3 separate regions of the Homo sapiens genome follow, and regions 2 and 3 are each linked to region 1. Evidence: chromatin loops called from intact Hi-C (ENCODE). Cell type or tissue: Calu3. All regions are shown on one strand. Each heading gives the region's core, and the rest is flanking DNA. Links, peaks and the distances in the headings are about the cores only.

What was found. A loop is a pair of places that touch in the nucleus more often than their neighbours do. Peaks named below come from ENCODE experiments on the same cell type or tissue, not always from the same donor. Only the 100,000 strongest peaks of a DNase experiment are listed, where the experiment ranks them.
Region 2: it touches region 1 in a loop (2.2-fold over the local background); 28 of 110 quality-filtered maps call a loop at or near these places.
Region 3: a loop joins it to region 1, with 3 times the contacts of the local background. A loop is called at or near these places in 16 of 110 quality-filtered maps.

What each region holds. Positions count from the first base shown.
Region 1 is chr11:129,987,854-129,998,343 of GRCh38, reverse strand. All of the region lies in intron 1 of PRDM10 (PR/SET domain 10), which reads left to right. Among named protein-coding and RNA genes, the nearest start is that of PRDM10-DT, 9.5 kb to the left of the region's middle. RefSeq lists a silencer at 3,733-3,892. In Calu3, for the core only: no CTCF peak of the experiment used is centred there; a DNase peak (open chromatin) is centred at 5,783.
Region 2 is chr11:129,917,365-129,927,854 of GRCh38, reverse strand. PRDM10 (PR/SET domain 10) reads left to right here. Exons shown (of 21, transcript NM_199437.2): 12 at 2,626-2,973; 13 at 4,452-4,607; 14 at 9,137-9,316. Among named protein-coding and RNA genes, the nearest start is that of NFRKB, 27 kb to the right of the region's middle. RefSeq lists an enhancer at 1,418-1,919 and a silencer at 4,295-4,394. In Calu3, for the core only: no CTCF peak of the experiment used is centred there; a DNase peak (open chromatin) is centred at 4,364.
Region 3 is chr11:130,083,495-130,093,984 of GRCh38, reverse strand. The region is part of intron 1 of APLP2 (amyloid beta precursor like protein 2); the gene reads right to left. Among named protein-coding and RNA genes, the nearest start is that of APLP2, 19 kb to the right of the region's middle. In Calu3, for the core only: no CTCF peak of the experiment used is centred there; a DNase peak (open chromatin) is centred at 6,284.

The DNA.
Region 1 (10,490 bases), core at 4,400-6,899:
TTGTACTCCACAGCTTCTTTCCTGCTGTGATTTCTAGAAATCAGATCCCTTAGACCTGTGCTGTCCTGTCTAGTAGCCACCTGTGGTTTTGAGCACTTGAAATATGGCCAGTGCTGTGAAGTGTGAAATACATACACTCAGATTTTGAGATTTAGTAGAAAAAAATAATATCTTTCAATTTATAAAATATTGATTAAATGTTGAAATGACAATATGTTGAATAGACTGGGTAAAATGCAATATACTATTATAATTAATTTCACCTGTTTCTACTTTTAAACTATGTATACTAGAACATTTTAAATTATGTATGTGGCTTGCATATTTCTTTGAAAAGTGCAGCCTTAGTCAGCTAGGGGTAGGGTGTTCCCAGGTGGCATTAAGATGTAATATTTTTTGGTTTCTATAATTTGAATGAAAAGATACTGCTAATATGTAGATGTCTGTTTTTTTAGTGCTTATGATAGCTCTCACAAAAGCATGATTATTATTTTGAAGAATATCTTAATCTCAAAACCACTTCCAGATAATTGAGTTAACTGTTACTGAATTAATGTATTCAATGGATCATTTGAACTTAAAAGAATAAAATGACATTGGTAAGCACATAATCCATTAAAAAAAGTTGAGCTAAGCATAATCAGCTAAATTTTCCCAAACTTGGTCTGTTATTCAATACATTGATTTTTAGAATTTACCATTTTTCAAATGTTTAAGAGAAACCTGAAATTGAGAACATTGAACTTACATTTTTTTCTCCTGTGATTTAGAAAAAGACCACAATACTTTGATTCTAAAGGTGGAAGGAACCGTTTGGACCAGCTCGTGAAAGAACTGTCTTTTTTTTTTCCTTTTCTGTTTTTTGAGAAAGGCCCTCATTCTGTCACCTACGCAGGAATGCGGGGGCACCATCATAGCCCACTGCAGCCTTGACCTCCCAGGCTCAAGTGATCCTCCCACCTCGGCCTCCCAAGTAGCTGGCAGTACAGGTGTGTACCACCATGCCTGGCTAATTTTTGTATTTTTTGTAGAGACAGAGTCTTGCCACGTTGCCCAGGCTGGTCTGGAACTCCTGTGGCTCAAGCGATCCACCCATCTCTGCCTCCCAAAGTGCTGGGATTACAGGTGTGAGCCACTGCACCCAGTCGGGAGAACTGTCCTTTTAAACACAATTGGAGAAACATAACCTACACGTAAAATCCATATTTTTTTACTTCCACGTTTGCACCGTTGACAGTTTTGCCCTAAGCTGCCTTTATTGATGCCTTTCCTTTTACTGCCCTGTGTGGAGATTTTATATGGTGTAGTATTCACAGCGTTGCCTCAGGGGCAAAGAGGTTCACTGCTGTGCTCAGCTTGCTGGCTGTGATCTTGGGCAAGTTACTTCTGTAAGCCTTGGTTTTCTTATCAACTCTTTCAACTAGTTTCTTAATTATTACTAGGGATAATAACAGTAATCAACCTCATAGATTCCAAGTGAGGATGCCTGTTAATCACTCACCACAATTGTATAAATGGCTCAATAACAAAGCACACAGTTCTAAATGGTTCAAAACTTGTTTATCTCTTTTGGAACCGCCACTTCGGTCAAACTGGTCTTCCCACTGTTCCTTAAATATTCGGGATTTTCTCTCTCTGCTGTCACACCTTCGTTTCCCAAGTGGAATGTTTCTTCCTCTCTGCTCTCCTTCCCCTCCTCTCCTAGTTCTGCCCGCCAGAATCCTATCCATCCTTCTTGAGCAGTGGCTGGAAAACTTTTTAAAGGACCAGGTAGTAAATGTTGTTGGCTTTGTGGGCCATATGGTCTCTGTCAAAACGGTTCCCCTCTGCTGTGGAGTGTGAGAGCGTGGCTGTGTTCCAACAAACTATTTTGGACCTTGGAATTTCAATTAATATAACTTTCCTGTGTCAGGAAATAGTCTTCTTTTGAGTCTTTTCAAATATTTTAAAATGTAACAACCATTCTTAGCTCACAGGCTGCACAAAAACAGGTGTCTGCCGCCTGCGGGCTGTGGCTCGCCATCCCCTGTACCAGAGCAAGCTGAACCCACACCGCCCTTGTTGAAGTGTCAAGACCATCTCATTTGAAAGTAATCCTTTTTGTCTCTGAAGGTCCTGCAGGATTTTGTACTGCTTTATAACAGTAACATTCAGTGCTTACGTTGTATTGTACTCCAATTATTTGTGCTTATTTCTTGCTTCCCAAACAGATTCTAAATTTCTGGAAGCTACAGGTGATTTTTAGCCCCCTCACGTAGAATGCAGTATAAATGAGTGCCTTTTACTTACTGGATTCTAAAATGTTTTGAGGGATAAGTGAGTGAATTAAAATACTTGAAGTTGTTTGTAAAGTTTTCCTCCCTTTTTTTTTCTTTTTCTTTTCTTTTCTTTTGTTTTTGAGACAGAGTCCCGCTCTGTTGCCCAGGCTGGAGTGCAGTGGCATGATCTCAGCTCACGGCAACCTCCGTCTTCTGGGTTCAAGTGATTCTCCTGCCTCAGCCCCCCAAGTAGCTGGGATTACAGGAGCCCGCCATCACACCCGGCTAATTTTTGTATTTTTAGTAGAGACGGGGTTTCATCATGTTGGCCAGGCTGATCTTGAACTCCTGACCTCAGGTGATCGGCCTGCCTCGGCCTCCCAAAGTGCTGGAGTTACAGGCGTGCGCTACGGCCCCTGCCCCTCTCCCCCGCCTTTTTTTTTCAAGATTCTTATTTTTGTGTGCAAATTCTACCATTTTCTTAGAATTGCTTGAAGATTTTGAGGCCAATTTATTGGGGGTTATTTTCAGTCTTTCCACAAACCATGATTACAGGCAGTCTTAATAGAATGTCCTTCTAATAGGGACTAGCTATCATTCCTTTAACTAATTATTGCTCTTTGTTTGACTTTTTAACTGTCCTCTCTGAGACACTTGTTTACGTTTAGTCTTCAACACAGAATATTGACAGAACCGTGTCCAATTTTGCAAAGGAGAGAAAGTAGGTAGAGGTCAGGGAATTATGCAAGTATGGGAGAGGGGTCAGAGCGCATGGGAGAAAAGGGTCTGTATCCTCAGCCCCAGGCAGGGGATGTATATTAATAAGGTTTCAGTCTCTTCCATCATGTATTCATCTTCTCCTTCATTCTTTTTCTCTTGAAGTTGATGAATTGAAAATTATTCCGGACTGTGTAAGTACTTTATCACTGGATAAATATAAGGACCCATGAATGGTAATATTTGGACACCACTTTATGTGACATGCAAGTTCTCTCAAGTACTTTAGTACTGTGGAAGTGTGAGATGTTACATTACTACAAAACAGTAATTCTGGAATTAAAATGAAATTATGTCATAGTAATTGGACTTTGATGAACTTTGTTTCATTTATACATTTTAAGAAAGTTTATGTTGGCCAGGCGCAGTGGCTCACGCCTGTAATCCCAGCACTTTGGGAGGCCGAGGCAGGCGGATCACGAGGTCAGGAGATCAAGACAATCCTGGCTAACGCGGTGAAGCCCTGTCTCTACTAAAAATACAAAAAAAATTAGCCGGGCATGGTGGTGGGCACCTGTGGTCCCAGCTACTCGGGAGGATGAGGCAGGAGAATGGCATGAACCCAGGAGGCGGAGATTGCAGTGAGCTGAGATTGTGCCACTGTACTCCAGCCTGGGCGTCAGAGCGAGGCTCTGTCTCAAAAAAAAGAGAAAGAAAAAAAGAAATTTTATGTTAACTTTTTAATATTTTTTAATTTTTTTAGAGACAGTGTCTCACTGTGTTGCCAAGGCTGGTCTCTAACTCCTGGGTTCAAGCCATCCTCCTGTCTCAGCCAACCGAGTAGCTGGGGTTACAGGTGCAAACCACCACCACCAGTTTCGTTTCTTTTTTTTTTTTTTTTTTGAGGCAGAGTTGCGCTGTGTCACCTAGGCTGGAGTGCAGTGGTGCGATCTCGGCTCACTGCAACCTCTGCCTTCTGGGTTCAAGCAATTCTCCCTGCCCCAGCCTCCTGAGTAGCTGGGATTACAGGCACCCACCACCACGCCTGGCTAATTTTTGTACTTTTTTTTTAGTAGAGATGGGGTTTTGCCATGTTGGCCAGGCTGGTCTCGAACTCCTGACCACCCGCCTCGGCCTCCCAAAGTGCTGGGATTACAGGTGTGAGCCACTGCACCCAGCCCCAGTTTATTTTCATACTTATATATACTTATCCCAAGCTCTAGGTATCTCACCAAAAACTTATACATCATTTACAAAATATATTTTTTTCAGATTCATGGTTTTAAATGGTTATAAACTATAACAGATATAGAAAATTCTAAAACTTTATTGAGTGGCTTTAAATAAAACCTAAATAAATGAAGAGCACAGTGGCTCAAGGAGTGGAAGATTCAATATTGTAAATGTGTCAATTTTCTGGAAACTGATTTATAGATCTAATGTAATCCCACATTTAAAAAAATTAGACAAGCTGATTCTAAAACATTTGCCAAGGCCCAAGAAAAGGCAAAACACTTTGAAAAAGAAAAGTTAGGAAAACCTCTGCTAGAGATCAAGAAGAGTTATAATAATTAAGATAGTGTTGGGCCAGGCGCGGTGGCTCACGCCTGTAATCCCAGCACTTTGGGAGGCCGAGGCGGGTGGATCACGAGGTCAGGAGATCAAGACCATCCTGGCTAACATGGTGAAACCCCGTCTCTACTAAAAATACAAAAAGTTAGCCAGGTGTGGTGGCGGGTGCCTGTAGTTCCAGCTACTCGGGAGGCTGAGGCAGGAGAATGGTGTGAACCCAGGAGGCAGAGCTTGCAGTGATCCGAGATCGCACCACTGCACTCCAGCCTGGGCGACACAACGAGATTCCATCTCAAAAAAAAAGATAGTGTAATATTGGCACTGGGTAGGCTAATAATGATGGACCAATAGAACACCATATGGAGTCCAGAAACAGTATTATGCATAGCCAGACACTTGATTTATGACCTGGAGGCATGGCAGAAAGGCAGGCAAAACAATAACACTTTTAGAATTAATATAGGAAGATACTCATGACCTTAGTATAGAGAAACATTTCTTAAACAAGATGCTACAGGCACTAATAGAATAATGGGCAAAAGTCTTGAACAGCCACTTCAGAAAAGGAGAAATCCAAATGTCTAATAAACATGAAAAGGTGTTCAACCATGTTAATGAAGGAAATGCACATTTCAGCCACAGTGCCAGAACACTGTATACCTAAATTAAAGTTGGATGTTGAACAGTAGGGACTTTCATAGATGGCTGGTACAGATATAAATTCATATGACTACCTTGGAAAACAGTATTATCAAGAAAGTCCAAAACATGCATACTTTAATGACCAGCAGTTCCAATATTAGAGAAATGCATGTGCCTGAGAGAACTAGAAAAAGTATTTGGAGTAATTTATTTTCATAATACTGATTCAATTACTATTTCAGGACTGCTGTGTTGTGTTCTGAACACACAGGTAGCTTTGTTTCTAGAACAATGGTGAATAAATGTTATTTATATTTTCCTTCTGTGCTGAATGTTTATATAGTCCATCCAATGTCTTCTTCAGTTCCTAAAAGAATGCTGGAAACAGAATAGGCATTTAATAAGTATTCTTGTGTTTTAAAAAATTATTTGAATTTTTACAATGGGAGCCCTTCATCACAGCTTTGTAGTTACCTCAACTCTGGCTGTTGAGTAATTTGCTCAGTTAAATCTGTTTGTGGGTGTAGTGAATTACAACCTCCTCTGGTTCCCTCGAGATCAAGTCTAACCTGGTGATTGCGTCATCTGGTGGGAGAGCACGGCTACAACAGCAGGTGGAAACCATGCTCGGGTCCTGGCCACTTTGCCTAGGATGAAAGCTGTTGTGGCAAACAGGGGAAAGAGCTTCAAGCTTTGTAGTAAAAGGAATCTGGGCTTAAATTCCTCTTATCAGCACTGTGACCTTGGAGAATTAATCATTCTTGGTTGTGGTGAGGGTTAATTGAGATCAGGTATTTAAAGGACATCTGACAGTGCCTGGCACGGGATAGGTGCTCCATAAATGCCTGTAGCTATAATTATTACTGTTCCACTAGCTGTTTACTTAAGTAACATTGAATTTCCACAGAATGCATTTCGAATCAGGTGGACTATGATTATACTGATTTTTAAAATAAAGAGCTGCATCTGTTAAAGGATTCTATTTTTGTGGTCTTTAATTCCTTCAGGGAATTTGCAAATGAAGCTAACATGTTGTAGGTACACCTGAGTGAAATGGTCTGGTTAAGCGTTTACAAAGAATAGTTATGGCTAAGATTTCTAAACAGGAATGCTTCTATTTTGTGTCTCCTGCGGAAGAAAATGCTAATCACATAGTTTTTATTTTTGTATTTTTATTTTTTCTGTCACCAGGCTGGAGTGCAGTGGCGTGATCTTGGCTCGCCGCAACCTCTGCCTCCTGGGTTCAAGCGATTCTCTGATACTCCTGTCTCAGCTCCCCGAGTAGCTGGGATTACAGGCACCCGCCACCAGGCCGGTTACTTTTTTTTTTTTTTTTTGAGATGGAGTCTCGCTCTGTCACTAGGCTGGAGTGCAGTGGCGCGATATCGGATCACTGCAACCTCCTCCTCCCAGGTTCAAGCTATTCTCCTGCCTCAGCCTCCCGAGTAGCTGGGATTGCAGGCGCGTGCCACTACGCCCAGCTAATTTTTGTATTTTTAGCAGAGATGGGGTTTCACCATGTTGGCCAGGATGGTCTCGAACTCCTGACCTCAGGTGATCCACCCCTCTCGGCCTCCCAAAGTGCTAGGACTACAGGTGCCCGCCACCATGTCCAGCTAATTTTTGTATTTTTAGTAGAGACAGGGTTTCACCATGTTGGCCAGGCTGGTCTGGAACTCCTGACCTCAGGTGATCTGCCCACCTGGGCCTCCCAAAGTGCGGGGATTACAGGTGTGAGCCACTGCGCCCAGCTGCTAATCACATAGTTTTAAAATTTTGTCAATTTGAAGTTGAACTTTACATATTTTCTGGTGAAATACATCAGTTAAGAGAGAACCCAAGCCTGCAGTTAAGAGTGATCTATTCCCAAAACAATTGTTTAATAATGAAAATGTATTAAAATATCTTTTAATTGAGAATAAGTCTTTTCTGGATGAGACACCTTCATGATCTAAAACAGCCTATGGTCCTCACAATTTAAATAATTATTAACATTTGCATTATACTCTATACTATTGAGCCACATTGTAACAGACATTATCCCACTTTATGTTAGCAGTGAGCCTGTGATTTGCTTGCCTTCACATTCTTTTTCCACTTCAAGAAATGCCTCAGCTAATGGAAGGTACCTTTGAATCCTAGACCAGTGAACATAGTCCTACGGTGGTGGTTTTATTAAGATGGAGGAGGTTGAAATTTGGTAGCTTGTAGGTCTTCATTATATGCCAGTGAGACGGAGTTTTTATGAAGGCAATAAAATGTCAGTATGTTGTCTATCTGAGCTCACTGTCTTTAATAAAATACTTATTTTTCTACCATCTGTGTTTCATATTTAAAGGTATGAGAAACTGAAAATGAAAAAAAAGTGAGGAAAAAGTGAGGACCCGGGCATAGTGGCTCATGCCTATAAATCCCAGCACTTTGGGGGGCCGAAGTGGGAGGATCACTTTGAGGCCGGGAGTTAGAGACCAGCCTAGGCAACATAGCTAGACCTCCGTCTCTACAAAATAATGATAATAAAAACAGGTGAGGACCACATTAACGTGTTTATAGGGAGTGTGAATTGGATATAAAGGGAATTACTTCAAACCAGTATGGTATCAATTTGCTTTTTTTTTTTTTTTTTTTTTTTGGAGACAAAGTCTCACTTTGTCACCCAGGCTGGAGTGCAGTGGCACCATCTCTGCTCACTGCGACTTCTACCTCCCAGGTTCAAGTGATTCTTAGGCCTCACCCTCCTGAATAGCTGGGATTACAGGCATGCGCCACCACGCCCGGCTTATTTTTGGAATTTTTTTTTGTTTTTTTTGTGGTGGAGTCTCGCTCTGTCACCCAGGCTGGAGTGCAGTGGCTCGATCTCAGCTCACTGCAAGCTCCGCCTCCTGGGTTCATGCTGTTCTCCTGCCTCAGCCTCCCGAGTAGCTGGGACTACAGGCACCCGCCACCCATGCCTGGCTAATTTTTTGGATTTTTAGTAGAGACGGAGTTTCACCATGTTAGCCAGGATGGTCTTGATCTCCTGACCTTGTGATCCACCTGCCTCGGCCTCCCAAAGTACTGGGATTACAGGTGTGAGCCACCACGCCCCATGCCTGGCCAGTTTTTGGAATTTTTAATAGAGATGGGGTTTCGCCATATTGCTGAGGCTGGTCTCGAACTCCTGATGTCAGGTGATCCACCTGCCTCAGCCTTTCAAGGTGCTGGGATTACAGGCATGAGCCACCGTGCCCGGCCTGAGTTTTCTTCTTAATCTTGTGTCTGAGGCTTGGTTCAGTCTGTTTGAACTAAAGACTGTATGTTTCAGGAGTCGTAGAGTGAACGAGTAGTTACACTGTTTTATATTACATATTGTAGTGTTAAATTATGAAAATTATGCTCTAGAATGATTTTCCTCTAAGCAATTTTAATAAGTTAAAAAGTTTTCCCTAGTTAAAACATTTTAAAGCACATGGGTTTATTGAGGAAACAGCTTACTACTTAAGATTGTGCCTCTATACATTAACCAGGAGTTTATCCTAACAACTTGGGTTTGTGATTTGTTGAGTCATAGGTACCACCCAGAACCATCTGGAAGGAAAGCTTTTCAGGCCACATAAGACCCACCTGAAAGTCTCCTACTTAATTACTGCACTGGCTAATTCAATAAAAGAGCTTGAGATATTGGGGCTAAATAGTGTTGGGTGCATGGGTGAAACAGGGTTTTACATTGTATCTGTATCCCCCACCAGCTGTCTTGTGACCGAATACTGCTGTTCAGAAGGGAGCTGGAGGATGTGTGCTTGAAGCTTTCTAAATTCATTATTCATAGCTGAGAAACATGCATGCTCAATGACTTTTTTTTTTCCCTCCCAGAGGCAGGGTCTTGCTGTTGGCCAGGGTAGAGTGCAGTGGCATGATCACCGCTCACTGCAACCTCGAACTCCTGGGCTTAAAGCCATCATCCCCCCTCAGCCTCCCAAAGTGCTGGGATTACAGAGTGAGCCACTGTGCTGGCCTGGAATTTGTCTTTCACCTAGCTTTCTATGTTACTCTGGTGCAACCAGTTCATGAAGTGTGGGAACTGTAGACCAATTGAATAAAGTTTAAATTCTTCTACTTTCCCTGTGGTCTTTTATAGCCCCATCCTTACTACTGTTTGAGGCTTGTCTCTCTCATAGTTACTGGTCCCTAAGCATGCCCTCAGTTTCTCTTGCCTCTGGATATTTCTAGAAAGTTTGCATTGACTTGGCCGGGCGCAGTGGCTCACGCCTGTAATCCCAGCACTTTGGGAGGCCAAGGCGGGCGGATCACGAGGTCAGGAGATCGAGACCATCCTGGCTAACACGGTGAAACCCCGTCTCTGTTAAAAATACGAAAAATTAGCTGGGTGTGGTGGCGGACGCCTGTAGTTCCAGCTACTCGGGAGGCTGAGGCAGGAGAATGGCGTGAACCTGGGAGGCAGAGCTTGCAGTGAGCCGAGATTGCACCACTGCACTCCAGCCCAGGCAACAGAGCGAGATTCCGTCTCAAAAAAAAAAGTTTGCATTGACTTAACATCTCCTCTTTTTTTTTTTTCTAAGAACAGCTTTACTGAAATAAAATTTACATACCATGCAGTTCACTTATTTAAGATGTATATGGTTCAGCCAAGTGCGGTGATTTATGGCTGTAATCCCAGCACTTTGGGAGGCCGAGGCAGGTGAATCACTTGAGCCCAGGAGTTCGAGACCAGCCTGGGCAACATGGCGAAACCCCGTCTCTACCCACAATATAAAAATTGCCAGTCTCATAACCCGGTCTCAAATAAATAGATAAAAATTTAAAAATAAAATGTACAATTCAATGGCTTTAATACATTCAAAGAGTTGTGCAGCTGTCACTGTCACCACAATCAATTTTAGAACATTTTTATAACCTCCAAAAGAATTCCTGAACCATTTAGCTGTCACCATTAATTTTTCTATCTCCTCCTAATCCCTAGGCAACCACTGTTTATTTTTTGTGTCTATTAATTTGCTTATTCTGCAAATTAATATTTCATATAATATTTTACATAAATGGAATTGTTCAATGTGTATTTCTTTGTGACTAGCTTCTTTCACTTAGCATAATGTTTTCAGGGTTCATCCATGTTGTATGTAGCATGTACCAGTTCTTCATTCCTTTTTTGTTTTTTTGACGGAGTTTCACTCTTTCGCCCAGGCCAGACTGCAGTGGCGCTATCTCGGCTCACTGCAAGCTCCGCCTCCTGGGTTCAGGCCATTCTCCTGCCTCAGTCTCCCGAGTAGCTGGAACTACAGGCACCTGCCACTGCGCCCAGTT
Region 2 (10,490 bases), core at 3,240-5,739, 69 kb after region 1:
TGGCTCTGAGCTACAGAAGACACCTTAGAACAGAAATGGCCTGCAAGTGGGTCAACGGGTGGGGACAGTTTCAGCATTTTTACGACCTTGTAATATGACCATCCCATTAGTATCATTAGATCAGAGAAATACAATCTAGTTCTTGAGTGCAGACAATGTTCAGGGCTCCATGGAAATTGAAAAGATGATAAAGTTTGTCAATAGAGCCAAGAAAGTGGAGCCAGGTGGTGGCTCAGTTTAAATCAAGTGGCTGAAGGTACTCACACTAATCAGAAATGACAGAAGACTGATTAGCATAATGGACCAAAACAAAACTGAGTTCTGGATTTGGCACCCAAGGAGAAATGGCATCCTCAGTGGGACCACAGTCAATGTGCATTGTGTCTGTTCTTGGACACTTCAATGAACTTGGATAAAGGAAAAGATTCCTACATGGCAAAAGTGCTCTGAATCTTGCATCTTTGAACCTCACAATAGTATTGGTTCATCAGCAATATTTCCGTAAAGTTTTGAAAGTGGACAAAATAGTAAAGCTTTTATGTAAAATTAGTATCCAGACAGAGTTAAAAAGATGAGGTGGCTACTGAACTACACAGAAGTGAAAGCAAGCCCTGTGGCTGATTTGAGAAAAAACTATGCTTTTTTTTTTTTTTTTTTTTTTTTTTTTTTTTTTTTTTTGAGACAGAGTCTCACTGCAACCTCCACCTCCCAGGTTCAAGCGATTCTCCTGCCTCAGCCTCCCAAGTAGCTGGGATTACAGCCCTGGGGTTACAGGTGCCTGCTACCACGCCTGGCTAATTTTTGTATTTTTGGTAGAGACAGGGTTTTACCATGTTGGCCAGGCTGGTCTCAAACTCCTGACCTCAGGTGATCTGTCCGCCTCAGCCTCCCAGAATGCTGGGATTATAGGCATGGGCCACAGTGCCCAGCCAAGAAAGACCTATTCTTAAAAATCTCTGCAGATGCTGTAGAAAAATCCTTGAAATCATTTTTTTGAGTTTCATATGAAATATATTTCACTGATTCTCAAACTACTTTTGAAGACTTCCTATAAGCTAAGCAATTTATTAAGGGATCTGGATACAAAGGAGAATAAAGTATGATACATCCCCTGAAGCAGCCCCATCAGCTGAAGAAGATCACAGAATTGCTGTTTATCTACTCAAGATAAGTGAGTAGGTAGCAGCTTAAAAATCTTTCTCCTAGCCCGGTTAGAGAAGCCCTGAGAAGGAAATCTCTTGTTACATAGTAATTATGTCTAGAAATTCCACTAAATCAAAAATAATTATTTTGTTTTCCTCACATGATGATTTCACATTAAATTTAGTTTAAAAGTTGATGCTTACAAGTAATTTGAAGTTAAGATCGCACTAAGATCTCCATTAATCCTTCAATTACTGTTCATTTGTAGCTACATAGGCACAGCCATTCACAGATATACTTGAAGGATTTCCCCCCCTTGTAGCAATCTAGAGCTTTCCCTCAGTGTTCTGAGGAACGGATGAATGAGTCTTCATTGTAAGCATAACTGAAAGATTGATTCTGCATTCTCTGTGTGAGGTGATTTTGTCGATCTGCTGTCAGTAGAGCATGAGTAGATTTTCCAGTAGTGGCGATGGGTTTGCACTGAGTACCCGTACTCTCCCACTTGGATGCCCTATAACAATTGCATGAATTTACAAGATGGCCAATCAGCATTACAAGTGCAATCTGTGCCTGAAAACAAAGAGCAGAATTGCCTGGTCGAGGCAGGAACAGTGTGATGAGCTTAACGTTGTTAGCATGGCATTCTAACCAGTAGAACTAACTAGCTATTCTGGAACCTTACCTTCTGTTTTCTAAGTAGAAAGTGATGAAATGCATATATTCCATTTACGACATGTGCTCATGTCCCATTCACATAAATCTGAATCCTTTCAAGAAATTCTCGTGGCATAAAGTTTACCCTTTAAAGTGGTTTTTAGAACATTCTGAAGCTGTGCAATCTTCACCACTCTCTAATTCCAGCACACTTTCATCACCCCCAAAAGAAACCTGGTATCCATTACCCCCAAAAGAAACCTGGTATCCATTTCCTTCTCCATCCTGCCGCTGGCAAGGACTACCCTTCAGTTCTTTTTATTGTTTTTTTGTTTGTTTGTTTGTTTGTTTTGTTTTTGCTAAATGTTTTAATCAAGCTTCAAATTCTTTTTCTCATGGATTTCAACAAGTAACATTTGACTGACTTGCTCCAGCCTGATTCCTGCATGTGTGACTTAACCTAAGTCTTTTCCTCCAAATCTTCCATTTTTATCCTGTTCCACTGTGGGATTTGTTTTATTATACAAGTCTTCTATTGGGAACACTTTTTTTGTTACTTAAACCCTTTCAAAAGAAAACCCACATACATAGATGTAAAACAAAACACAAAAAAATTTCATCTCTTTAAGATGAGCTTCTTTGAGGATGGCTTCATTTTCAGTGTCTTCACCAGAAAAATCTCCTTTCAACTGTGTGTGTCCTAGAGTTGAACTTCTATGGGAAGTCTGTGATTGCAGAGATCATCCTCTCTTTCTCTGTAAAAGTGTGATCCAGTTGCACTCTTAATTTCATCACTAAATGATCACATTTGTGTATGTCTTTCAGAATGCAGCTCTTCAGCATCTGTTTATTCGGAAGTCCTTCCGGCCTTTTAAATGCTTGCAGTGTGGGAAGGCCTTCCGGGAAAAGGACAAACTGGACCAGCACTTACGCTTCCATGGGCGGGAGGGGAACTGCCCACTGACCTGTGATCTCTGTAACAAGGGCTTCATCAGCAGCACATCCTTGGAGAGCCACATGAAGCTCCACTCAGACCAGAAGACTTACTCTTGCATTTTTTGCCCAGAATCCTTTGACCGCCTTGATTTGTTGAAAGATCATGTGGCCATTCATATCAATGATGGCTACTTCACCTGCCCAACTTGTAAGAAACGGTTCCCAGATTTTATCCAGGTGAGTGTCTACTACTGAGATTCCTGTCTGCTTCCTTCTTTTGGTAAAAGAAACTTCGATTTTTGGAAAACCGAGACTGCCTAGCACCTGCATTTCCATCCCTTCTTTGAAACAACTTTACAATTGAGAACAATATTTCTTCAATCAAACTACTTTTATACACAAGATTATTATGACCCTTAATTGTCCAGATCAGACATTGACATTGAAGTGTTTAAGTTACAAGTAATAAACACCCAGATCTATTATAATTTTTAAAAAGTCTTTCATAATCCATGTCAATGTCTATTGCTTATAAAATATACCGAGCCTGTAGAAGACATACTCCCGTTTCTGAGGGGCTGGGAACATCTCCCTACTACTACTGTGGTTTCCTGCTTGCTTTAACCAAGGCCATACATTTTGGAAGGAAACAAAGAGAAAGTTGGTATATAATATACTTTTGTATCAGGAACCGACTGCCTCCTCCCCTGTAGTGTATTCTTTGTTGGAGCAAAATGGGTGAAGATAAATTTCAGAATACTCATGATTTCATTTGGACTTTAAGTGATAAGATTTTCCTGTGCTAGTCAGTGAATAACGAAACATTTTGTAAAAATACACTTTTTCAATTACCAAAGGAAAAGAAGACTAGGGATTTAATTTTAGTTCTGCTAGTGTTGAGAGTCTTGGAAATTTTCTCACTTCACACAAACTAGTAGAAAGATTGCTTTAAGGCATAATTTAATGGCAAAAGAAACTCCAAAAATAATGAAGCAAACTATCTTATAGGAATAGTTTGGTAAGACTCACTACTTAGCTTCCATCCTCAGCTCTTTCTCATTGGATATGTGTGGCTAAGAGAGTTCAGAAGCCCTATTCCTTTATTTATCTAAAAGTAAGGGAAGTAAGTCCCAGTTGAGAAGTGACGCCAGCGTCATATTGCTCTCACAAACCGGTAATGTCTTCTGTATCCACTCATTCATGTCTTTAATTCTTCAGAACTTAATTTTATAAGAAGATGTAAAAGGATCAAAAGGGGCTAAATTGCTTCTGTGCAGATTAAAGACGGAGAAAAGTAAGGAAGAATTGGTTTTTGTCTTCCTATAGATCCTTTTTAGCAAGATTTCATTTAAACCCAAAGGAACTTTTGCTTTTTATCTTTAAAAAATGGGCTTCAAGTGATCAGGGCTTTGACCAAGCAAGCACTCTCTCTCTCTCTCTCTCTCTCTCTCTCTCTCTCTCTCTCTCTCTCTCTCACGTTTCAAGTCATCGGGGAGGTTCGGATTTCTAAGGCTTTCTGGCTACTTGTTTTATTTCTTTGTGACAGGGACAGTATGTGTTATTGAGGCCAATTATCACATCTGATTGGATTCCTCGGCGGGGTTGATGAAAACCCATGGTAATGCGTTTGGCTCCCTCTAGCGTTGACAAGCTGCCTTTGGTCATTTCATTTGGTGCCTGCGTCCCCTGAATTTTCCTGTGGTTCTTATCACCAGGTGAAAAAACACGTGCGCAGCTTCCACTCAGAAAAGATCTACCAGTGCACAGAGTGTGACAAGGCCTTCTGTCGCCCCGATAAACTGCGACTCCACATGCTCCGGCATTCGGACCGCAAAGACTTCCTGTGTTCCACCTGTGGGAAGCAATTTAAGGTATGACACCAAGGCACAGCCCAAGGTGGTTCTCGTGGCCACTGGAATTATAGCAAGCTGAGGGTAAATGCCTGTTCATTTCATCAGTTTATCACCCACCTCTGATGAACTGGACCTGAGATACTCTTTGGGCCTTGTGTTTGACTTAGTTATAAAATTAAGGGGGAAAACTTACTCATTTCCTCAAAATAGTTAATTCAAATCCCCAAACAAGTAGAGTAAAAATGCATCATCTCCTAAAAGAATCCAAATGTATAATGACAAGTATAACTAAATCGCTATTGAGATTTCCTAACAGACCAAAACCTTTACTTAACATTCAGATCAGGAGGTTTTTGTTGAGCACTGATGAAGTATAAGAGCCCGTAATTGAGCCTTGCAGCCAGCAGGACGCTCATCTAATTCAGGTGGGAAATCTGAAGAATGCTGAGAAGGCTTAGACTACTTTGGAGAATGTTAATGACCTCAAAGATTAAAACATTATGAGTATCCGTAACCCACCTGGAACTTAGAAGAAGCCGAGCAAAACCCTGCAGGGGACCCAGAAATAAAAGTTAAATAAATAAATGTAAAAACAATGAAATATGCTTCATTGGGAAATAAGGTGATTCTGCAAAAATGTCACTGGAAGACCTTCTGCTGAAAATGATTGTAGGTCACACTCTCATAGAAACTGGAAAAGAATCAGAAATTGATTCAGGAGAGGAAAACTAAGGGTATATTTGTAACAGATGCAAAGAAATTAAAGAGAAATAGAGTTTGCAAAGCTGGTTTTATGGTAAGTGTGTTATAGAATATAATTTAATGGCTTTGAATATATAACAGCACAATTTAGAATTCCGTAGAGAACTCCAGTGTGAAAAGTATAAGTAGGTCTGGGATTTTTCTGTTCTTAAAAAAAATCATATCTAAAAGGATTCCTGTTTTGCGATACTGTTTGGCCATCCATCCATCCCATCCAGCCAGTGTTTTTTGATTTTTCATTTTGTGCCAGATACCATATTTTAACACCTTGGAATATTTCTTTAAAATTTCTTTGCTTGCTTTCATTTTCTCTTTTACTTTCACCCAGTATATTCAACCACAGTTCAATCAGGGAAGCAAAGCCACTGTGAATGTTACAGAAGAAGATTTTCTTACAGGACTAAGAACTTAATTATAGGAGAAGATGGAGAAGTGAGGGTTGAAGGGAGAAGCTGGGAGGTCGGAAGTCAGCAGTATGCCCACAGAAGTACTGGTCTGGGTGGTCAAATGGGAAGTTACCTGGGAATCTGGGAACCAAGCACTTCCTCCTGCAGAGGGGCCCAGGAAGGAGAGCTGGTGTGGTCTGTGAAAGACTGTGTCACTGCATCTGGTGGTGGATGTGGAGCTGGCCAGCAGGGCTGGCAGTCAGGAAGACAGCTGGTGGCTGGGTGGGAAAGAGAGGATAAGTAGGGACCCACAGGTACCTCTACATGACACCGTCTAGAGCAGCACGGAGCTGCTTCCTTTCCACCTTCCAGGCTGGTCTGAGTTTCTCTTTGGCTAACCCCAACTCGGAACCATGCTGGGAAGAAGACTCCCTTCAAATGTAGTTCCCCTTAGCCAAGTTGACCCAGCACAAAACCACTACCACCTACCTTCCTGGCATATTTTCAAAGTAGAATCAGAGTAATTTTTCTAGAGAACAGCTCTGATGTCATGTCCTTTCTGAAAAACTCTTAAATAGCTCTTCACGCAGATAAATCCCGAAGTTCTTGTTACTTCTAAGATGCTACAGGATCTGGCTCCTGCCAGCCTCTCTGGTTCCTGCCTCCCCGTGTGCTCAGGGTGACCTGAACTCCATAGCTTTACCCAGGTGTGGCATACTCTCTCTCCTTGGGCCTTTGCACTTGCTCTCACTCCTCCTCCTGACTTGAAATGCATTTTCAAACTGTCATATTCCTTCACCTGGCTAATGTCACTTCATATGGGGCATTTCCTGATCCCTGGATTAACTGCTGCTTCTCCCACCAATTCCCACAGGGCCTTTTGCTGGTGACCCTGTCATAGCATTTGTGTATTGCATTTGCCTGTCCTGCTAAGTATAAGCTCCATGAGGGCAGCATTGAAGTCAAGGTGGGACCTTCCAACTTCAGGGAGCTCACACTAGAATAGAGAAAAGAATAAAGTGGCCGGGTGCGGTGGCTCACGCCTGTAATCCCAGCACTTTGGGAGGCCAAGGTGGGCAGATCACCTGAGGTTGGGAGTTCGAGACCAGCCTGACCAACATGGAGAAAGCCCATCTCTACTAAAAATATAAAAGTAGCCAGGCGTGGTGGTGCATGACTGTTATCCCAGCTACTCAGGAGGCTGAGGCAGGAGAATCACTTGAACCCGGGAGGCGGAGGTTGTGGTGAGGCGAAATCATGCCATTGTACTCCAGCCTGGGTGACAGAGCGAGACTCCATCTCAAAAATGCTGTGAGAGGGATTCACTGATTTGGGGTATAGGGGAGACCTCATAGATATGGTGACACTTTTGAATCCATTCATGGGTGGGAAACAGTTTGCCAGCTAGGGAAAGGGAGAGGTGAGGAGTGAGGGAGGAATATTGGCATCTCAAGCAGAGGGAGCAGCAGGGAGTGGTGATGCCACGTTCGGGAGATTGGGAGAAGGGGACTGATGGAGGGTGTGGCAAGAGGAAGCCAGGGAAGCGGGTTAAGCTAGCGCGCTGTGCTAAGTAATTAGACTTACCAGCGTTTCAGAGCTGGGCTAATTCAGGCCGAGGCAGTGGGTGTGGAGAAGAGGGGCCATGTTCAAGACAGGCGTCATGGGAGGCTGACAAGAACTTGCACTTGGGTGGAAGGGGGAAGGGTGGACAGCAAGGAATGGAGATTTGCAGCTTGAGAGGCTAGATGTTTGGGAACACCGCTGATACCAAAAAGCACGACTTAGGCAGAAGGAGTGGGGGCAGATAGCGGATTTGGTTTGGGGGATGTTAGGATGGAAAGGCCTCATGGAGATTTGGCATCCAACAAATGTGTGCCCGTCACGATGTGCATAGCATGGTGTGGTATTTGTGTTAGGCTTTGAAATTTATGTGATGATTCGGTTAAGGTCAGTTGGTTGTTTAAAGGGAATAGACGGGAACTAGTGAATGTTGATGCTTAGAAAAAAGTGGGAATGCGAGAGGAGTTGGAGGAAAAGGAAAAGAAAAAAAGTGGCAATGCAACAGTGCTTTGCCATTGTATCCACACTAAAGAAAGATACTGTCACGTAGGGCAGTGTCCTTAATCCAAATCCTACTGTAGCCTACAAAGCGCTGAACATTCCCTCCTGGGCTTTCCAGAAATGAAGGCGGGTGGGATAGGAAGAAAGAGTTGGGTCGTATGCATTGCAGCAGAAGAGGCAGGTGGGTGAGGGAGGCCCAGCATTGGAGCTCGGCCCTTATCCTGCTCCCTGATACTGGGTAGGCCCTCAAGGAATATTTGTTGAGTAAATGTGCTGAAAAATGAAGTCCTTAAAAAAGTCCCTGTGCTGAAAGGTGGGAAGAACTGGATTTGTAGAAAGCCTCAGAGTCTTTATGGGACTAATAACAATTTATTCATGTGTCCCAGAGCAGAAAGCCTCACTGGATCAGGGAGCTGGCACTTTGTTTTTATTCAGGATGGGCTCTGCCTGATTCTCTCCATGGACTCACATCAGCATGTGTCACTAAATAGTGAAACCAGGAGCTGAGCCCTGGGCCCCATGCTCCATCATAGTGAACAATGGATTTGTTTACTTGAACTTCTAATTCTGTAAGGTGAGAAGTTCTAAATCCATAAGATAGAGATTCTTACTTAAATTCTTTTGGGATTTAGAAAAATATAATGTTTGCTGAAAGGTGTGGGAATTGAGTATACACATGGCATTTTTTCTTTGACAGAGCCTTGCTCTGTTGCCCAGGCTGGAGTGCAGTGGTGTGATCTCAACTCAGTGCAGCCTCCACCTCCCAGATTCAAGTGATTCTCCTGCCTCAGCCTCCTGAGTAGCTGGGATTACGTGTGCCACCACACCCAGCTAATTTTTATATTTTTCATAGAGACAGGGTTTCACCATGTTGGCCAGGCTGGTCTCAAACTCCTGACCTCAGGTGATCCGCCCTTGTCGGCCTCCCAAAGTGCTAGGATTACAGGCATGAGCCACCACACCCGGCCTACACTGGCTTCTAAAATCTAATATTACCTGTTATCAATTTGTCTGAAGTTCTTTTATGCCAGGCTTGTTCCGTGTTCTCTTTAATCTCCTCTACATAAATGCACAGTCTTTATTCTCAAAAGTCGGTATGTATCTTTCCTATTTAATGGTCATTTTAAACCAAGGTTCATTGGAATGCACATATTTGCTAGTGAACAGAGTAACTCCCAGCCACTTTTAACATGTCTGCGTCCTAGTGTTCCAGCAACTCAAATGTCTCTTGGAGGCTTGTGGTGACTGCTAATTTGTATTGATTTTTAAAATGATCCCTTCAGTTAAAAATTTTCTACCCCCGTGTCTACCCCGTTTTCAAAAATACTCTCCAAATAGCGAAAAGACAAACTACGGGAACACATGCAGAGGATGCATAATCCTGAGAGGGAGGCCAAGAAAGCCGACCGCATCAGCCGCTCCAAGACGTTCAAGCCCCGCATCACGTCCACAGACTACGACAGCTTCACGTTCAAGTGCCGCCTGTGCATGATGGGCTTCCGGCGGCGCGGCATGCTGGTCAGTGCCCAGTGGCTGCGGGTTCCTCTGTCTTCCCAGCATACCTCATTGCTGTCGATGATGGTGACGTTTGTGTTGCATTGTGTCCTAAGTTATATCGATCAATGGTTTTGTCAATGTCCAGGGGAAGAAACAGAGGCAAACGATTCCCAATTTGGAGTTCTGTCTTTTCTAGTCTCCCTTTGCTCTCTCTTGCTGCTTTTTGGATCAATTCTTGTAAGAGGTCTTTTTCTTTTTCTTTTTTTTTTTTTAATCACTTTTCATTACTACTTTTGTTTTTCTTTACCCATCTCAATCTCTGCTCTCACCTTATTTTAGTTCCCTCTTTTGTGTCCCTGAATGTATTTTTTTAATGGGGTATTTGCCTTCTCCCCAGCTGTTCCCTTTTATTTTATTTATTTATTTTTGAGACAGAATTTCGCTCCTGTTGCCCAGGCTGGAGTGAAATGGCGTGATCTCAGCTCACTGCAACCTCCCCCTCCCAGGTTCAAGCGATTCTCCTGCTTCAGCCTCCTGAGTAGCTGGGATTACAGGTGCCCACCACCATGCCTGGCTAATTTTTGTATTTTTAGTAGACACGGGGTTTCACCATTTTGGCAAGGCTGGTCTCAAACTCCTGACCTCAGGTGATCCACCTGCCTCAGCCTCCCAGAATGCTGGGATTACAGGCGTGAGCCACTGCACCCAGCCCCCAGCTGTTTCCTTTTAATGCCTCTCTTTTCCAGATATCAAACAGCAGTAGAAGGAAGCTTTCCGTCAAAGCAGGGTATGTGCATCCAGGTTAGCTGAAGCATCAGACAGCCAGTGCTCTGCTCTCAACTCATTTTGACCTTGTTACGGGTGCAGAATATATTTCTGCCAGGTGCTGGAAAGTCATAGAGCAATATTTAAAATTCAGAACCTTAGTCTGTATCTCATTCCATGTTCTTAGTAAGACTAGGGCATTAAATAATGAAAGACAGGTTTGCATGAGGAGAACTCACCAAAGAAATTCATACCAGTGTAATTTTCCTTTTTCCAATAGTAGTTCTTTCAGCCAAAGACTGTTGATGGCTGAATTCACCACAGTGAGTCACCTTCAATTGTTTGGTGAATTATTGTTAACTCCTGTTAACCATGACTGTGAGTGCTTTGGCATCAGATGGGGTCTGGTGATCCTGGTTCTGGCCAAATG
Region 3 (10,490 bases), core at 5,087-7,586, 95 kb before region 1:
TCACGAGGTCAGGAGATCAAGATCATCCTGGCTAACATGGTGAAACCCTGTCTCTACTAAAAATACAAAAAAAATTAGCCAGACGTGGTGGCACATGCCTGTAATTCCAGCTACGCGGGAGGCTGAGGCAGGAGCATAGCTTGAACCAGGGAGGCGGAGGTTGCGGTGACGTGAGATCATGCCACTCCACTCCAGCCTGAGCAACAAAGTGAGACCCTGTCTCAAAAAAAAAAATAAATAAAAAATAAAAGTTCCAAGATTTTCCCAATCTCTGGTATTCTGAACTTTCAACCTAACATGTCTTGGTGTGCTCTTTTCATCACTCACTGGCCTGAGCTCTCAGTGGCCCTGTTGGCCTGGACACACACAGTCCTGTGTTTCTGCTATTCTCTTTCTGAAATTCTCATTAGTTATCTCTTAGACCTCCTAGATTGACCTTCTACTTATCTTTTCTAGTTTCTTTTTGTTTTCTCCTTCTGGAAGATTTCTACTGGGGTCTTAGTTCTGCTTCCACATTTCTAATTTCCAAGAACCCTTTGTTATCTGAACGTCTTTAAATTTCAAACAATTACTTCATAGATGTTATGCCCCCTCTTCTCTCCTTTGAGGTAAGAACTTGTCTTTGTCTATTCCCTACATTGCCTTCAAGTTGCTTTTTCTTCTTGTTTTGTTCTCGTTCATGTTCAAGGTGTTCCTGAAGTCTTTGGTGATCCTAAGCCATCTAATTCACATTTAAGAAGGGAACACTAAGAAGATGGTTGGAAGTTTCTGGAAGTTTCCTGCACATGCACAAGGTCAAGAGCGGCCTTTGCCTCTCCAGGGAGGAATCCTTCAGTCAGTTCTCTGCCCCGGGCCTGGTTAGGGAGACTTTCACTGCTCAGTCCCTCACCTTCTGCTGGGCCCACTCTCCCCAAGTAAACCTCAAGTCTTTTCCTAGACTGCCAGGTAGGGAGGGGTATTCAGGGGGCTAAATGCTCACATTTAGTTTCATCTATGTCCCCTGGGGCCTCAGCATGTCTTCAGAGGCCCTGGTGCTTTCTATCTCTCAGATCTGAGTTTGCTCTGCAAATGAGGTTGCTTTTACTTGGCTCCTCCCGGCTAAGATGAGGTCTCAGCCTTTTCTGATTTGCTGGCTCAGTCTGTTTGCCATCTTCAAGATTTCATAGGCATCTCTCCCTTCCTGTTCTTTGTTAGTTTATTCATACGTTAACTGTATTGCAAACTAAGTGGTATTCTATCATCAAGACAGAGCTCCCTCTCCCTCCCCCTCCCCCTCCCTCCCCCCACGGTCTCCCTCTCATGCGGAGCTGAAGCTGGACTGTACTGCTGCCATCTCGGCTCACTGCAACCTCCCTGCCTGATTCTCCTGCCTCAGTCTGCCCAATGCCTGCGATTGCAGGCACGCGCCGCCACGCCTGACTGGTTTTGGTGGAGACGGGGTTTCGCTGTGTTGGCCGGGCCGGTCTCCAGCCCCTAACCGCGAGTGATCCGCCAACCTCGGCCTCCCGAGGTGCCGGGATTGCAGACGGAGTCTCGTTCACTCAGTGCTCAATGGTGCCCAGGCTGGAGTGCAGTGGCGTGATCTCGGCTCACTACAACCTACACCTCCCAGCCGCCTGCCTTGGCCTCCCAAAGTGCCGAGATTGCAGCCTCTGCCCGGCCGCCACCCCGTCTGGGAAGTGAGGAGTGTCTCTGCCTGGCCGCCCATCATCTGGGATGTGAGGAGCCCCTCTGCCTGGCTGCCCAGTCTGGAAAGTGAGGAGCGTCTCCGCCCAGCCGCCATCCCATCTAGGAAGTGAGGAGCGCCTCTTCCCAGCCGCCATCACATCTAGGAAGTGAGGAGCGTCTCTGCCCCGCCGCCCATCGTCTGAGATGTGGGGAGCGCCTCTGCCCCGCCGCCCCATCTGGGATGTGAGGAGCGCCTCTGCCCGGCCGAGACCCCGTCTGGGAGGTGAGGAGCGTCTCTGCCCGGCCGCCCCGTCTGAGAAGTGAGGAGACCCTCTGCCTGGCAACCGCCCCGTCTGAGAAGTGAGGAGCCCCTCCGCCCGGCAGCTGCCCCGTCTGAGAAGTGAGGAGCCTCTCCGCCCGGCAGCCACCCCATCTGGGAAGTGAGGAGCGTCTCCACCCGGCAGCCACCCCGTCCGGGAGGGAGGTGGGGGGGGGTCAGCCCCCCGCCCGACCAGCCGCCCCATCCGGGAGGGAGGTGGGGGGTTCAGCCCCCCGCCTGGCCAGCCGTGCCGTCCGGGAGGGAGGTGGGGGGGTCAGCCCCCCGCCCGGCCAGCCGCCCCGTCCGGGAGGTGAGGGGCGCCTCTGCCCGGCCGCCCCTACTGGGAAGTGAGGAGCCCCTCAGCCCGGCCAGCCACCCCGTCTGGGAGGGAGATGGGGGGGTCAGCCCCCCCACCCGGCCAGCCGCCCCGTCCGGGAGGGAGGTGGGGGGGTCAGCCCCCCGCCCGGCCAGCCGCCCTGTCCGGGAGGGAGGTGGGGGGGTCAGCCCTCCGCCCGGCCAGCCGCCCCGTCTGGGAGGTGAGGGGCGCCTCTGCCCGGCCGCCCCTACTGGGAAGTGAGGAGCCCCTCTGCCCGGCCAGCCGCCCCATCCGGGAGGGAGGTAGGGGGGTCGGCCCCCCGCCCGGCCAGCCGCCCCGTCCGGGAGGGAGGTGGGGGTGTCAGCCCCCCGCCCGGCCAGCCGCCCCGTCCGGGAGGGAGGTGGGGGGGTCAGCCCCCCGCCCGGCCAGCCGCCCCGTGCGGGAGGGAGGTGGGGGGGGTCAGCCCCCCTGCCCGGCCAGCCGCCCCGTCCGGGAGGTGAGGGGCGCCTCTGCCCGGCCGCCCCTACTGGGAAGTGAGGAGCCCCTCTGCCCGGCCAGCCGCCCCGTCCGGGAGGGAGGTGGGGGGGTCAGCCCCCCGCCCGGCCAGCCGCCCCGTCCGGGAGGGAGGTGGGGGTGTCGGCCCCCCGCCCGGCCAGCCGCCCCGTCCGGGAGGGAGGTGGGGGGGTCGGCCCCCCGCCCGGCCAGCCGCCCCGTCCGGGAGGGAGGTGGGGGTGTCGGCCCCCCGCCCGGCCAGCCGCCCCGTCCGGGAGGGAGATGGGGGGGGTCAGCCCCCCCGCCCGGCCAACCGCCCCGTCCGGGAGGTGAGGGGCGCCTCTGCCCGGCCGCCCCTACTGGGAGGTGAGGAGCCCCTCTGCCCGGCCACCACCCCGTCTGGGAGGTGTGCCCAACGGCTCATTGAGAGCGGGCCAGGATGACAATGGCGGCTTTGTGGAGTGGAGGGGCAGGAAAGGTGGGGAAGGGATTGAGAAATCGGATGGTTGCCGTGTCTGTGTAGAAAGAAGTAGACATGGGAGACTTTTCATTTTGTTCTGCACTAAGAAAAATTCCTCTGCCTTGGGATCCTGTTGATCTGTGACCTTACCCCCAACCCTGTGCTCCCTGAAACATGTGCTGTGTCCACTCAGGGTTAAATGGATTAAGGGCGGTGCAAAATGTGCTTTGTTAAACAGATGCTTGAAGGCAGCATGCTCGTTAAGAGTCATCACCAATCCCTAATCTCAAGTAATCAGGGACACAAACACTGCGGAAGGCCGCAGGGTCCTCTGCCTAGGAAAACCAGAGACCTTTGTTCACTTGTTTATCTGCTGACCTTCCCTCCACTATTGTCCCATGACCCTGCCAAATCCCCCTCTGTGAGAAACACCCAAGAATTATCAATAAAAAAATAAATTTAAAAAAAAAAAAAAAAAAAAAGACAGAGCTAGAACTAGAATACTCCACCAGCATCTTTTGACGCGCAACAATTCAACAGCTACTATGAATATACTGGAAAACTAGAGATGGGAAAGTATTCCCAAGATCATAAGCTTTTATTTGTCATAAACATAACTTTGAAGAAAATAAAATTCTGACCCTTTATTCAAAGATCATTTCACTTGATTACTTTACAGTTATGTCAGTCAACACACTAGCCACTGGGTCTTATAGGTTGAATAGGGCCTCAAATTTCATTTACTGAAATCCTAGCCCCAAATACCTCTGAATGTGACCTTATTTGGAAATATGGTCACTGCTGATGTAAGTGGGAGGAGGTCATACTGGAGCAGGGTGGGCCCTTAATCCAATATGACTGGTGTCCTTCTGAGAAGGCGAAATGTGAACAGACAGACATGCATGCACACAGAGGGAGCGCCACGTGAAGATGGAGTTACGCTGCCAAAAGCCAAGAGCGAGGCCTGGAACAGGCCCTTTGTTAGTGCCTTCAGAAGGAGTCCAGTCCTGCTAACACCTTGAACTGGGACTTCTAGCCTCCAGAAAACCAGAAAAGTGAAACAATAAATTTCTGTTGCTTAAGTCACTCCATTTGTGGCATCTTTGTTACAGCAGCTCTAGCAAACAAACACACTGGGTAAACAAGACTCAACATGTGTATTTAGGGAGCATATATACTCTGAGACAGGATCCAGATGTAGAGAAACAGGATTACAATGTAAGGTGCACGCTGTGAATGTGAGGTGAGGACATGGAGACAGTGAGCATGCTGCAACTGAGAAGAGCTGTAACAGAGGCATGCACGGACTTGGCACAGGAGAGCGACAGCTACGGAGGATGAGGGGCTGAGCCTTCAGAACTCTTCTCCAAGGAAAGTGTGCTTGGGCTCCCTTCCAGCGTGTGCATGACCCTGCTATGCATACTTTGGAAGGTAGGAGGGTGTGATCAGGAAAGATGAAGTATAGAAAGGAGACCAGTTAGGAAGCCACTGCATTCATCCAGGCAAAAGATGATGAACAAAGGCAGGAGCAGTGTGAATAGGAAAGTGACAGATGAGAAATACTTGGACAGGGGACATGAAGGAAGGATTGGAATGAGTCCAGCTTTCTAATTCTGACAACTGGGAGAATGGCAAGGCTAACAGCCAAAGAAATTGGACGGGTGGTAGGGAGGGGGCTGAGGATTGGAGACTGATAAACTTCAGTTTTGAGTGGCATCATACTGGAAGGACTCACAGCTTACCAAGTGCCGCGTTTTTTGTCCACCAGACAAAAATAGAGGATGGGCATTCCAGAGGGTAACGTGAGCTGGAAGTAAGGATTTTCTATTCATTACCAGGCTGGAAGAATTTTAAGCCTAGAGATTAGGCAGAACCACCTGGGGGAGACTGTGCAATGTGAAAAAAAGAAGGCCGTCCCTATTTTCTACAGGTATATTATTAATATTATAAGTTGGGAGTCTATTTCTGAACAAATATCAAAAGAAAAAAAAGGACACAAATTATGACTGAGATACTTAAGTTTTTAACAACATTTTATTTTATTTTTCATATTATTTTAAATGTTGTTAAAAACTTAAGTATCTCGGTCATTCTGGAGTGTTTTCTTCATGGACTAGACTGCCTGAGGTCTCAAAATTTAAAGTTAGTGAAGCAGAGAGAGAAGATGACATTTGCTTTTCCTGGAAAACTTCTCTGGAGCAAGCATGAGTATCTGGTGTTGCTTGCTCTACAAACCTTCTTATTTCCTTCCAGTTTATATGCCTAGATGATTCGCATTGCTAATTCATTGTACATGAAGTCCTCAATCATGTCAAGAATGAAGTCAGAGATTTTCCCAAAGATAGACTCTTCAGAGGTCTGTTACTCCCGATTTCAGTTAACTTATTGGAAAACTCTGTTTCCTTACCAGTGCTTGCAGCCTTCCCTGAACAATGATTTTCTTAAAATTTTATGGTTTTTTCCCCCCTGGAACAATCAAACCATCCTTTCCTTGTCCTAAAATTCCTTCCTTTGATGACTTACAGATATCACCCAGACCAAGTTTAACCAATTATGCTGAGTGAATGGGGTAATTTTGGGGCCATCTGAATTCAAGTTACAATAATATGCCTCATGCATCCACATTTTGTGACAAGTTCAGCATCTTCACTGACTACACATACACAGGGAAAACTACATGTAAAAACTGTTTGGCTGGGAGCTTATCAGGCTTGAGTCTGTGCTCTGTATTTAATCTTTTAAAAGCAATACTTAAAATATTTTAATCTGATTTTAATCTGTCCTGAATACTATTCCTATTGTTTAAAAACAACACTAACCAACATTGAGTTTCAATGACTTTTATCAATTCACAAGATTAATCTTGCAAAACAATAGCCCAGCAGGATTTTTTTTAATGTAGATCCTGAGGAAGCTAATCAAGCCGCAAATAATCATTCTTCTAATAGGAAGTGGCTAGACGGAAAAACATTCTACAGTATTACACAGAAAGCCTCTTCAGAAGAGGATAAGGGGCAGGGTGGAGTCCAACCAATCGCAGGGCCATTCTGCTATGAAATGTGGTTTTTGGTTCACTTGAAACCTGCCATGGTGTTAAATATTTACTACAAAAGATCATTTCAAACCAATGTTCTCTTTTCCTCGTTTTCAACAAAGGTTGAAAACTCAACTGCCTCTACATCACAGACAGGGAATGGGGAGCTAGAGGGTAAGACCAAAATGGAGACCCATACTCAGCCCCCTCGAAGAGACCACAGGCTCTCTTCACCAACTGAAGCGGGGCTGCCACTACTTAGCCCCTGCTGCCAGATGTTCTAATTTCTTTAAAACCAGAGCGGAATTTTTATATTAAAACCCATGATCTTTGGAAATGAATATATTTACTTTGAATTTAAGACACAAGGAAGGTCAAATGGTAACAGCCAAATAAAACACAAGGACAGGTCACATTCTGCCTGCAGACTGCAGGTCTTCAACCTCAACTTTAGGTTACGTACTAGGTATCACAGTGAGGACGCTGATGACAGTTACTCTAAAAGAATAAAATTCACCAAACACCTTACACTCAAAAGCCATAGTGTAAACTAAAAGTAATTGTATTCTGTTAATTACTAATTTACAATAATTAACTTTAAAGCTCTATGGCATTTGAGGGTTAGAAGACAATACTGTTATGACAAGACTACCTAAAACAATCTACAGATTCAATGCAATACTTAATAGCCCAACAGGGTTTTGTTTTGTTTTTTCACAGAAACAGAAAAATCCATCTTAAAATTCATATGAAATCACACAATCTTGAGACGGAAGACTCATACTTCCTGATTTCAAAACTTACTACGAAGCTACAGTAATCAAACAGTGTGATATTGGCATAAAGACAGACATTTGGAATAGAGAGCCCAGAAATAAATCCTCACATGTTTGGTCAATTGATCTGCCAGGACAATTGAATGGGGATGCAACAAATGTTGCAGAGACTGGATAGCAACTTGCAGAAGAGTGAAGCTGGACCCTTACCTTAAACCATATACAAAACTGAACTCAAAATGGATCAAAGACCTAAGCTTAAGAGCTAAGACTATAAAACTCTTAGCTTAGAAGAAGACTTAGGAGAAAAGCTTCATAACATTATATTTCACAACGATTTCTTAAAAATGACACCAAAACTACAGGCAACAAAAGAAAAAAATAGATAAACTGGAATTCATCAAAGTTAAACTTTTGTGCATCAAAGGACACTATTGAGAGTGAAAACACAAACTGCAGAATGACAGAAAATATCTACAAATCACATATCTAATTAACATCCAGAATATATAAAGAACTCCAACAATTCAACAATAGCAACAAAACAATCTAATTCGAAAATGGGCCAAAGACTTCAACGGACATTTTTCCAAAGATATAAAAATGGTCAACATGAAAAGATACTCAACATCACTAGCTATTAGAGAAATGCAAATCAAAACAATAAGACACCGCTCCACGCCCATTAGGATAGCTATTATTTGAAAAAGGAAAGTAACTGTTGGCAAGGATGTGGAGAAATTGGAACCTTTGTCCACTGTCAGTGGGACTGGAGAACAGTAAAGTCACTGTGGAAAACAGTTTGGCAATTTCTCAAAAATTTAAGCACAGAATTACTATATGATCCAGCAGTTTCACTTCTTAGTAAATATCCGAAAGAACTGAAAGCAGGGACTCCCATATCTACATGTACGCCAATTTTCATAGCAGCATTGTTTACAGTAGCCAAAGGTAGAAACATCCCAAGTGCCCATTAACAGATGAATGAACAAAATGTGGTATATATGCACAATGGAATATTACTCAGTCTCGAAAAGGAATGGAATTCTGATGCACAAGCCTTGAAAATATACTAAATACACCAAACTCAAAAGGACATATTTTATGATTTCACTTACTTGAGCCCCAGAATAGGCAAATTCATAGATCACCAGGGGCTGGGGGATCCAGGGGAATAGAAAGTTAGTGTCTAATGGGTACAGGGTTTCTGTTTGGATGAAAAAGTACTGGAAATGGACAGCGGGGATGGTTGCACAATGTTGTGGATGTCCTTAATGCCACCGAATTGTACACTTAAAAACAGTTAAAATGAAAATGTTCCCTCTTCAATATTTTGGAAGACTATGAGAAGGATTAGTGTTAATTCTTCCTTAATGTTTAGTAGAATTCTCCAGTGAAGTCATCTGGTCCTGAGCTTTCCTTAGTTCGAAGTTTTTTTTGTTTTGTTTTGTTTTTTGGTTTTTTTTTTGAGATGGAGTCTCGCTCTGTTGCCCAGACTGGAGTTCACTGGCACAATCTCAGCTCACTGCAACCTCTGCCTCCCAGGTTCAAGCAATTCTCCTGCCTCAGCCTCCGGAGTAGCTGGGATTACACACACCTACCACCATGCTTGGCTAATTTTTTTGTATTTTTAGTAGAGACGGCGTTTCGCCATGTTGGCCAAGCTGGTCTCAAACTCCTGACCTCAGGTGATCAACCCACCTCGGCCTCCCAAAGTGCTGGGATTACAGGCATAAGCCACCGCACTCAGCCTGTTGGGAGGTTTTTGATTACTGACTCAATCTTCTTATTTGTTACTGATCTGCTCAAGTTTTCTATTTCTTCATGATTCAGTCTTGGTAGTTTGCACGTTTTTAGAAATTTACCCATTTCTTCTAGGTTATCCAATTTTTTGGCATACAACTGCTCATAATAGTCTCACGATACTTTTTATTTTCATGGTATCAATTGTAATGTCTCCTCTTTCATATCTGATTTTGTGTCTTCTGTTTTTCTTAGTCTAGCCAAGGGTTTGTCAATTTTGCTTATCTTTTCAAAAACCCAACTCTTTCTTTGATTTTTTTCTATTGTTTTTTTCTATTCTGTTTTCATTTATTCTGTTGCAAATTATTTTCCTCCTTCTGCTCACTTTGGGATTAGCTTATTCTTTTTCTAGTTTGAGGTGTACAATTAGGCTGTTTGAGATCTTTCTTATTTTTTTAATGTAGGCATTTACTGCTATAAACTTCCCTCTCAGTGGTGCTTTTGCTGCATCCCAAGGGTTTTGGTATGTTGTGTTTTCATTCGTTCAAAACATCATCTAATTTCCCATTTGATTTCTTCTTTGGCTCAATGGTTAAGACTGCTGTTTACCAAGGGTGTGTTTAATTTCCACCCATGAAGCCAGCATTACCCTAATAACAAAATAGGATTAAGACACTACAAAAAAAAGAACACTATAAGCCAATATCCCTGATAATCACAGACGCAAAGGATGTCAACAAAATACTAGCAAACTGAATCAGACAACACATTAATAAGATCATACACCTGGATCAAGTGGGATTTATCCCTGGGATGCAAGAATGGTTTAACACATACAAACCAAAAAATGTGGCATATCACATTAACAGAATGAAGGACAAAAATAATATGATACCCTCAAAAGATGCAGAAAAAGCATTTTTTTTTTTTTGAGACGGAGTCTCGCTCTATCGCCCAGGCTGGAGTGCAGTGGTGCAATCTCGGCTCACTGCAAGCTCCACCTCCCAGGTTCACGCCATTCTCCTGCCTCAGCCTCCCGAGTAGCTGGGACTACAGGCACCCGCCACCACGCCTGGCTAATTTTTTGTATTTTTAGTAGAGACAGGGTTTCACCGTGTTAGCCAGGATGGTCTCGATCCCCTGACCTCGTGATCCGCCTGCCTCGGCCTCCCAAAGTGCTGGGATTACAGGCGTGAGGCACCGCGCCCGGCCGAGAAATCGGAACTCCTGTATGCCGCTGGTGAAAAAATGGTGCAGCCACTATAGAAAATAGTATGAAGGTTCTTAAAAAATTAAAAGTAGAATTATCATATGATCTATCAATCTCACACCTGGGTATACAGCAAAAGAATTAAACTCATTATCCCAGACAGATATATGCATTCCCATGTTCACTGCAGAATTACTGACAATAGCCAAGACATGGAAACAACCTAAATGTCCATCGAGAGATGAATGGATAAGGAAAATATGATATATACATAAAATGGAATATTGTTCAGCCTTAAAAAAAATGTAAATTCTGCCACATTCAACAACATGGATGAACCTGGAGGACATTATGCTAAGTAAAATAAACAAGTCACAAAAAGACAAGTACTGCATGATTCCCCTTATATGGGATATCTAACATAATCAAATTCACAGAACTGTCACTGACACAGGCTGAAGGGAGGAAAAAA